3 separate regions of the Mus musculus genome follow, and all the other regions are linked to region 1. The links are chromatin loops, found by intact Hi-C in ENCODE. Cell type or tissue: left cerebral cortex. All regions are shown on one strand. Region 1 overlaps Sh3bgrl2 (SH3 domain binding glutamic acid-rich protein like 2). Region 2 overlaps Gm46122 (a long non-coding RNA gene). Region 3 holds the start of Phip (pleckstrin homology domain interacting protein).

Evidence for each region. A loop is a pair of places that touch in the nucleus more often than their neighbours do. Peaks named below come from ENCODE experiments on the same cell type or tissue, not always from the same donor. Only the 100,000 strongest peaks of a DNase experiment are listed, where the experiment ranks them.
Region 2: a loop joins it to region 1, with 4 times the contacts of the local background. A loop is called at or near these places in 3 of 42 quality-filtered maps.
Region 3: it touches region 1 in a loop (3-fold over the local background); 4 of 42 quality-filtered maps call a loop at or near these places.

Annotation. Positions count from the first base shown.
Region 1 is chr9:83,595,248-83,597,747 of GRCm38, forward strand. Sh3bgrl2 (SH3 domain binding glutamic acid-rich protein like 2) reads left to right here. Exons shown (of 4, transcript NM_172507.5): 4 at 1,978-2,500. The coding sequence ends at 1,989. Among named protein-coding and RNA genes, the nearest start is that of Gm39384, 23 kb to the left of the region's middle. In left cerebral cortex, no CTCF peak of the experiment used is centred here; DNase peaks (open chromatin) are centred at 1,082 and 1,762; H3K27ac peaks cover 1,604 bases.
Region 2 is chr9:83,324,120-83,326,619 of GRCm38, forward strand. Gm46122 (a long non-coding RNA gene) reads left to right here. Exons shown (of 2, transcript XR_001779247.2): 2 at 1-2,500. Among named protein-coding and RNA genes, the nearest start is that of Gm46122, 8.7 kb to the left of the region's middle. In left cerebral cortex, no CTCF peak of the experiment used is centred here; DNase peaks (open chromatin) are centred at 1,350, 1,638 and 2,089; H3K27ac peaks cover 1,558 bases.
Region 3 is chr9:82,974,986-82,977,485 of GRCm38, forward strand. Phip (pleckstrin homology domain interacting protein) reads right to left here and starts at 504. Exons shown (of 40, transcript NM_001081216.1): 1 at 267-504; 2 at 103-161. The coding sequence starts at 306. In left cerebral cortex, a CTCF peak has its summit at 1,001; DNase peaks (open chromatin) are centred at 526, 829, 1,357 and 2,141; H3K4me3 peaks cover 2,253 bases; H3K27ac peaks cover 2,321 bases.

The DNA.
Region 1 (2,500 bases):
TCCTGCACTCTCTGAGACCAGGATAACCTGGAATTCACCAAGATCCACTGGCCTCTACCTTCTGAATGCTGGAATTAAAGGCACTCGCCACCAAGCCTGCTGTTGTTTCTTTTGAGACAGTGCCTTTCTGTGGCTGACTGTCTTAGAACTTATTATGTCTGTTGGGCTAGCCTTGAACTCCCAGCGATCCCCCTTGCCTTTGCCCAGGGCTGGGCTTTCCTCTCCTCATTTCTTAACACAGCATCACACCAGTTTGCATAGATGTCGTGATTGAAGCATCCCACTCACCTGGAGATGCTTTGAACCATGGTGGGGCACAGAAGTGCAGGGGCTGTGTGCTGGAGAGACTAGAGAATGCGGGGGTCCTGGCAAGGATGTGGGATGGATGCCCCACAAGGCCAAGGGGCAGCAGCTTTATGAAATGGCGGAAGCAGAGCCACATTTGAGAGGCATCTCAAATCAGACCTGAAAGAGGTGTCACACTTCCTAATCCAACCTGAGTATTTTTAAAGCCTCGTATCGCATCATACCTTTTGGAAAATGTGAAGAACCTGAGTCTGTTTTGTGCAAAGACTTAGGAATAATGAATATTTTCATAGCCATATAAAGCACAAGATTTACTTTAAAAATAAAAACCAAGTAAGTTAATAGTTTGGTTATTTCATTTAAAAAGACTGGTTTTGTGACTAGAAAAGTCAGTTAGGCTTATTTTTTTAAATTGTAAAGAAGTAAATATGTGTAAAATAGAATATTAAACTCACTAGCCAGAGCCAACCATATTGACACTTTTCCAGTGCGCCTTACAATCCTCATAGACATACACAGTAACTGAGGCTTGGCTATAGCTCAAGTGGAGGCTGAATTCTAAAGTATCTATTTTAATGCAGCCGAACCTGCAGTGCATTCTGGAAGCTTTGTCGAAGTAGCGGGTCCTTTGAGGCTGCCTAGGACAGGTACCATCTGAAGCCCCTGTGAGAGGAGACAGAGGCTTTCAGTAATAGTAGCCCCGCTGCAGCACCTGCAGCAGAGCCTCCACCATGAGAACACGCCTTGTTTTACATCAGCAAGCCCGCAGATGGCTTGTGGGTGGTTCCTATGCACATGGTTTTTAGCAGAGGCACACCCACACAGAAAGTATTTACAGGTTCTTAAGACTATTTTTATGCCAGTCAGACATTTGAATATTTGTTAGGAAAATTAGTATTTATATAAAATATTCCACCCAAATATATTAAACAATCCAGATTTATCTTCAGAGAATTGGGGGATGGGGCAGTGTGTGTGGTGGGGAAAGCCTGGGGCAAGGATTACCTTCCAGAGGCAGAAGCCAGTAGGCTGTGTCAAAACCTCATAGAAGATACTGAGTACACACCATCTCTGGTCTCATTTTCTCCAAAGGCACAGATTCTTTAAAGATTCAGCAGCTGGTATGGAGACTTTTGCTCCCAGGTCACTAAGACAAGGGGTGATTTTCAGAATCCATAACTGCTGATTGCACTGCACACCCTTTGGCTATATTGGAGCAAATTGCAGTGGCTTCTTGGTGACACTTGTTTAATTGGGTCATGGGGACAGACAGAGTGGCACTTGGACAACAGGGGTGGTGATGCGTTATGAATGATGTGGCCATTCTGATGATGTCATTCATCCAGGGCCACCCTTAAGCAGTACCTCTTCATGCTCCTGGGAGGTCACAGCCACCTGTTGTGAGCTAATAGCACAGCAGTGTTCAAAGAAGGAGACTTGGTGGCTGCAGAGAGATGGAGCTTTTCTTTGCTTGTTTGCAGGTTGGGTGGGTAGGACTGAAGTCGAGGCTCTGGCTTAAAAGCCGAGACTTCGCCCTCTCAGTAACAGGGTGAGTCATTATAACCTCCCTCATATCTGTTCCTGACATTTCAAAAACAAAACACTGCGAAAGGCAAGCGTTCTTGTCGATGCAGTGTAATGACCGTGCCTTTCCCCTCTTGTGTTTAATAGGCGGAACCTTAGAGGTAAAAAGTAGAAGGTGATGGAGTTGCGTTTGGAGCACCCCCTGGTACTCAGCACTCGCCTGCTTACCTGATGCATCACTGTGACAAAGCCACACACACAATCAGTAACTTCGTCTGACCTGGAGAAGGTGTCTTTGGAGGACATGGGAATAATGGGGACTGCATGATTGCTCTGAGCCAATCAGTTCTGTGGTGGTGGATCCTCTTATTTTCTGATTCGTCTGCAGTTGCCTCACTCACCTGAAAGTACTCTCCCCGTGATAGGTCAACTTCCTTAATGACTGACAGGTAATTGGGCGACACCATCAGGGAGAAAACGTTGAACCTGCCCTATGTTTTATTAGAAACTGGCCTTGCAGAAACCCATTCCTCTCTAAGCTGCCTGCGTCCCATCCTTGAAACCATTTTGCCAGGATGGTAACGTCAATTGAATCCAAAAGAAGAAAGCAGTGCCGACTGACATTGACTCTGAGGGTTCTTGTTGGAGAGTCACAAATGTCACTGCTCTG
Region 2 (2,500 bases), 270 kb before region 1:
GCCTGATTATAAAACTTGGGATTCGGTGCCTATGGTGAGTCTAAATATGGATTAAGCCATTAAGAATCCCCCGCTTGTAATATACTACTACTTTATATAAAGAATGACCCCAATCATAGATTCTTACAGGTATTTAGACGAGAATTTAAGACTACAGGGAAAAGCAGTGACTTTGTCCCACCACAAACAAATCAATCTGTGATTTGTGAATTGAGACTTCCCCAGAGAGATTTAGGCAATTAAGAATTGGAAGCCCTTAATTAGAGGGGAAAAGACTTTCAGCTATGGTGGATGGAGAAATGGGTGAGTTCCAGAAGGGTGCTCGGTGCTTCAAGAGTGGGGTACTTGAAACAATGTAACTTCTAAAGCAGTGTGGAACAGCTTATTACGAAACTTTAATCATAACCACAGCTTCCTGGAGTTTGCTCCTCTTGTACTCTGATCTCAGTGGCTGGTTTCTTTGGCTGTGGTTTTGATGGAGTCTTTGAGTAAATGGCCCCCTCTTTCCCCCAGTGGCACTAAACGGGGCATTGCAGACACAACACCTTCCAGACCTTACACTGGGTTTTGCCATAAGGATAGCTTTTGTAATCCACCATAAGCAAAGGAAAATGACTTCTACACGCCTCTGCAAGAATTCATTCCACATGAGCTCTCCCATGTTGACTGAGGGGTTTTATGACACACTTTTCTATATAGAATGGCCTCTAAATCCCAAATCCTTCCTGTTTTTAAACATTGGAGTTTGAATTTTTCCAAACAACTATCCAAATTTTAACCTCCAGTTTAATTTTTTTAAATGTCACTGTGAGTTCCTTGATTGCACTATAAGTCTACAGGTACTGAACACGGTATGAACACAAGGCCCTCAATCAAGACGGGGTCACCGTGAAGCAGGTATAATTTGTGGTTTGGAATTTAGCAAGCAAATAAATAAGAAAAAACGGGAAAGTAAGACAACACTAGGTATTTCAATGTGAAGACTTCAAATTAAAGACTGTACTTGGCATACTCGTGATGTATTTAATTATAAATATAAACCCAAAAGTAAAGCTGAATGAGTGTGTCTGGAAGAGTTAATTTGTGGCAAAGCAAAAATTAACATTTTTTCCAAAGTAATCCAGAAAATAGAATAAATCTAAATATCCTAGGCTAAAAGCAAAATTCTCTGTGGTCTACCGGAAGATAAAGGTGAGCTGATATTTCCAGCGTATGTATCATGTTTCCAGCCTTTCTCTACCCCCTGGATGCCTCTCCAATAGCTTTCTAAAGTGATCAAGAACTGCTACAGGCTTGCCTAAGTTTATTTCCCTGACATTCTTATTTTATGTGTTACACTGCAGGCATCTTGCCTACTTTCTTGCCTACAGGGAATAATTTTTATCTAAGTGTTAACATTAGTGACTTGAGCATAGTATTTCCTGAATATTTTTATCCCCCTATTTTAAAAGGTCATCCATTACCTTGATGCTGTTTCCTGAACTGGTGTTTTTCATGCTGTTTGCAATAATTTTCAGAAGGCAAAAATCTTAAAGGCATACAAGGATGCTTCCTTGAAACAGAATTTTCAAAGAGCTGTTTCTTGGAGCTGTTGCTGGGGGTTTAAAACGAGAATGTTCTACCCGGGAAAGCCTGCGATGTGTGAATAGGACATATTTTACCACTGTGGGTATGTTCAAATTTCCCCCAAATATTTTTGTCTTCTTTTCATTCCTTTTCTTACATTTCATAAGAAATTATTTATGTACTCCGATTTTTTATTTTTTTATTGTTCCTTGCTGTCAGCGCACATAAATATATGATTTCAGGATGCTTTCTGGTTGGACTCCTGAGAGATTGCAACATCAAACAGGTTTATTTAGGCCTGTGCTAAGCAGAACCGCAGGAAGCTAGCAAAGGCTGTTAGCAGAAGCCAAGAGGAAATCTTTAAAAACGTGATGAGCTATGTCACACTCACAGAGGACACAAAGAAATTGCATTTTTTGCACCTCCACAGATAGCCTCAGTAGGTAGCAGGATGCTGGGAAGCCAAGTACTTAAGGAGGATCCATGCCGCAGCACAGAGGGAGAGAGATGCCTGGGCTGCCCAGCCCGCATCACCAATGACAGAGTAGGAACACCGCCCCCAGCCTCAAGCTGTTCCTGCAGCTTGGGAACTCCGCAAAGCTAGCTGTGGGGAAGAGGTGTGTGTGTGTGTGTGTGTGTGTGTGTGTGTGTGTGTGTGTGTGTGTGTGTGTGTGTGTGTGTTTAAACTGAAGAGAGATGCCACCCTTTAGTTCATGGGTATTGTAGTTATTAGATCCAAAGACAAACTCAGCTGCTATTTTTAAAAAAGGAAGAAGAAAGAAAGAAAGGAAGGAAAAAAGAAAGAAAAGAAAAGAAAAAGAGAATTGCTTCAGGGTTAGTCCTTCCCCCTGATAGCTGTTCACACTGATTTGCTGCATAGATTGATTGCTTTTGGCATTTGCACCCTTCCTGAACAACGGGGAAAGAAAATCCA
Region 3 (2,500 bases), 620 kb before region 1:
CCCGCGCCCCGGGCCGCGGCCCCGCCGCCGCCGCCGCCCTCCCCCACGCCCGCGGGCGGCCACCGCGAGCGCCCGCCCGTCCCCGCGCCGCGCGCCGCCTACCTGAGCCGCCTGCTGACAGGGTCCATCTTCCAGGAACCGGGCGATGAGGAAGTAGAGCTCTGCGCGGGAGAGAAGGACGGGGAGACACGGGCTGAGCGGCCGCGGGGGGCGGGGGCCCGCGGGCGAGTCCGCCCGGCGCGGCGGCCCCGCAGCGCCCGACTTACCCGATCGCAGCTCCGAGAGGCCTTTCCTCTCACGAGACATGTTTGCGGGTCACTTCGGGGCCGCCGGCGGGACACCCCGCCGCCGAGGGGACGCGGGGACGGTGCCGCCGCCTGCCCTGTAGCTGTCAGTGTGTGCTCACGAGCCGAGCCTCGGCTCCACCATTCAAGCAACGGCGGCGGAGGCGGAGGAGGAGGAGGAAACAACAACTCTCAGGCAGCGGCCCCGGCTGCGGCCGCCTCCGCCGGGATCCCTCCGCCGCAGAAAGGAGTCCGCGCCTTCGCGGCCCCGCACTCGCCGCCCCCGCCCCCCGCGGGAAAAGGAGTGCCTCGGCCTAGGCCCGCGCCCGCGCGGTCGTCGCTCCGCGCGCCCTGGGCCGCCACTTATTTATTTATTTCCAGCGCGAGGAGATGTCGGAGCCGAAGCGGCGGGCTGCCTGGCGGGCGCTTTCTCTAAAGAGGCCGCGGGCGGGAGGGAGAAAGGGAGGGAGGGGAGGAGGGGGCCGGCACGGCTGCGCGGAGGGATCTGACGCACACGGAGCCGCAGCACAGGCTCTATTCAGCGGCGCTGGCTGGGTTGAGATGGAAGTTAGTTTCTATGTAGCAGAAATAGGAAACAAATGAAGCAAAACTGCTCAAAGAGGGGAAATGCCGGGAGGACTGGGCTCACTCTCACGCACGCACAGAGACTCTCAGCGAGCACTCTCAAGCTGGGCCAAGTCGGGATCGCGCTGCCCTGCCCGACTTGAACGCTAGTGTTTGCTTTCAGTCTTGCCATGTGCATGTGTATAAATGCTGCGGATTGGCATCCGTGTAAGTCTTGTCCTGCGATATTTCTGCAGCCTGGGCAAGTGTTGTGTAATTTATTGGAGTGCCGTGGGTTGCAATAGAGGTTCGGGCTTTTTTTTTTTTTTTTTTTTTTTTGAGCCACTTGCGTTCTGCAAACCCGTTATTCCCCGAAGCCACCTCTGCATATTTCTTTTATTACTACCATCGCCTGAAGCGTTCGTTTAAAAAAAAAAAATGTTTTTGTTTTGATAAACGGGCAAGAGGAACTCCAGATTTGTACTTCAGCTCATCTTTTCCCCCACTTATTACAAAAAGGCTAGTGATGGCTAATTAGGGATTTGGAAGTGAAGAACCTTAAAGCTTTTTAAAGTGTTTACAAGAAGGGCTAATATAAACCTGAAGGAAAGGAAAGGGCGCTAGCTAATACTTATCTCTAACTGATATGGAGGTAAATTACTGACACGGTCGATAACCTACCGAAGGTTATTGAAAGAGTATATTACAGTTTAGCAAAGGTGATTAGTGATTAAATAATTTAAATTATCTGTGTATCTTGCAGTTGACTTCGTCATGCTAATTAATGGCTTCTAATTTACGGTGTAAACCATTCCTGTTTACAGTTAATCACGGGAAGACTTCTTAAAAACTGGCGAAAAGCAGAAACAAAAATCTTTTCGTAAATCCTAATGTAATTACTGGTTTTATATGATACATCGTTCATCTGTGTTTTGCTGATGAGGATAGGGGCCTTGTTATTTTTAAAACGAATATGGGTGAAATTAATGGAAACAATGGAAAAGGCCGTTTGTTAAAAAACAAGGACACCGAGTGATATTTATCTCCAGATGAATTAAGCACTTTCCAAAAAGACTTTGAGAGTTCAATTTTTTTAAAGGTTGGCCTTTTAAAGAGAATTAGGCTAGTCATTCTTTTGTTAATCCTTAACAAAAGATCCTCTTTGAATTTCTTAGATAATAAGCTGCATTTTATGGGTCTGATTTTAAAAGGTAATTTGTGAGGTAAGGACCAAGAAGCTGGATTGTGGTTTTCCGGGATTGTTTCCTCAAGCCCTGCACCCTCCTAGCTCCCTGCCTTCCTAGTGGGAAATGCTGCAGCCGCCTTAGGCTGTACTGCAAGAGCACTAAAACACCAGACATTCTCACACATGTGAGCACGAGGAAACCGTCTCAACCCCCTTTGGAATCATGGATGTAAAATTGCCTTTTGTAACTCAATAAAAATAAGAGGTTACCCCGATTGGTCCTAATGCTACAGTATTATAAGATCTGCCCCTAAACTGGTGTGGCTAGCCTCAGAATCTGGACATGTTTGCATTTTTAAAACGTGTAATCCTAGTCTTACAATGTTAGGTAAAGTAGCCTGCTTCTGAATAATTAGGCATAAAACATATTTTATATGCCTTTGCAATTGTATTTATTTATGTGACT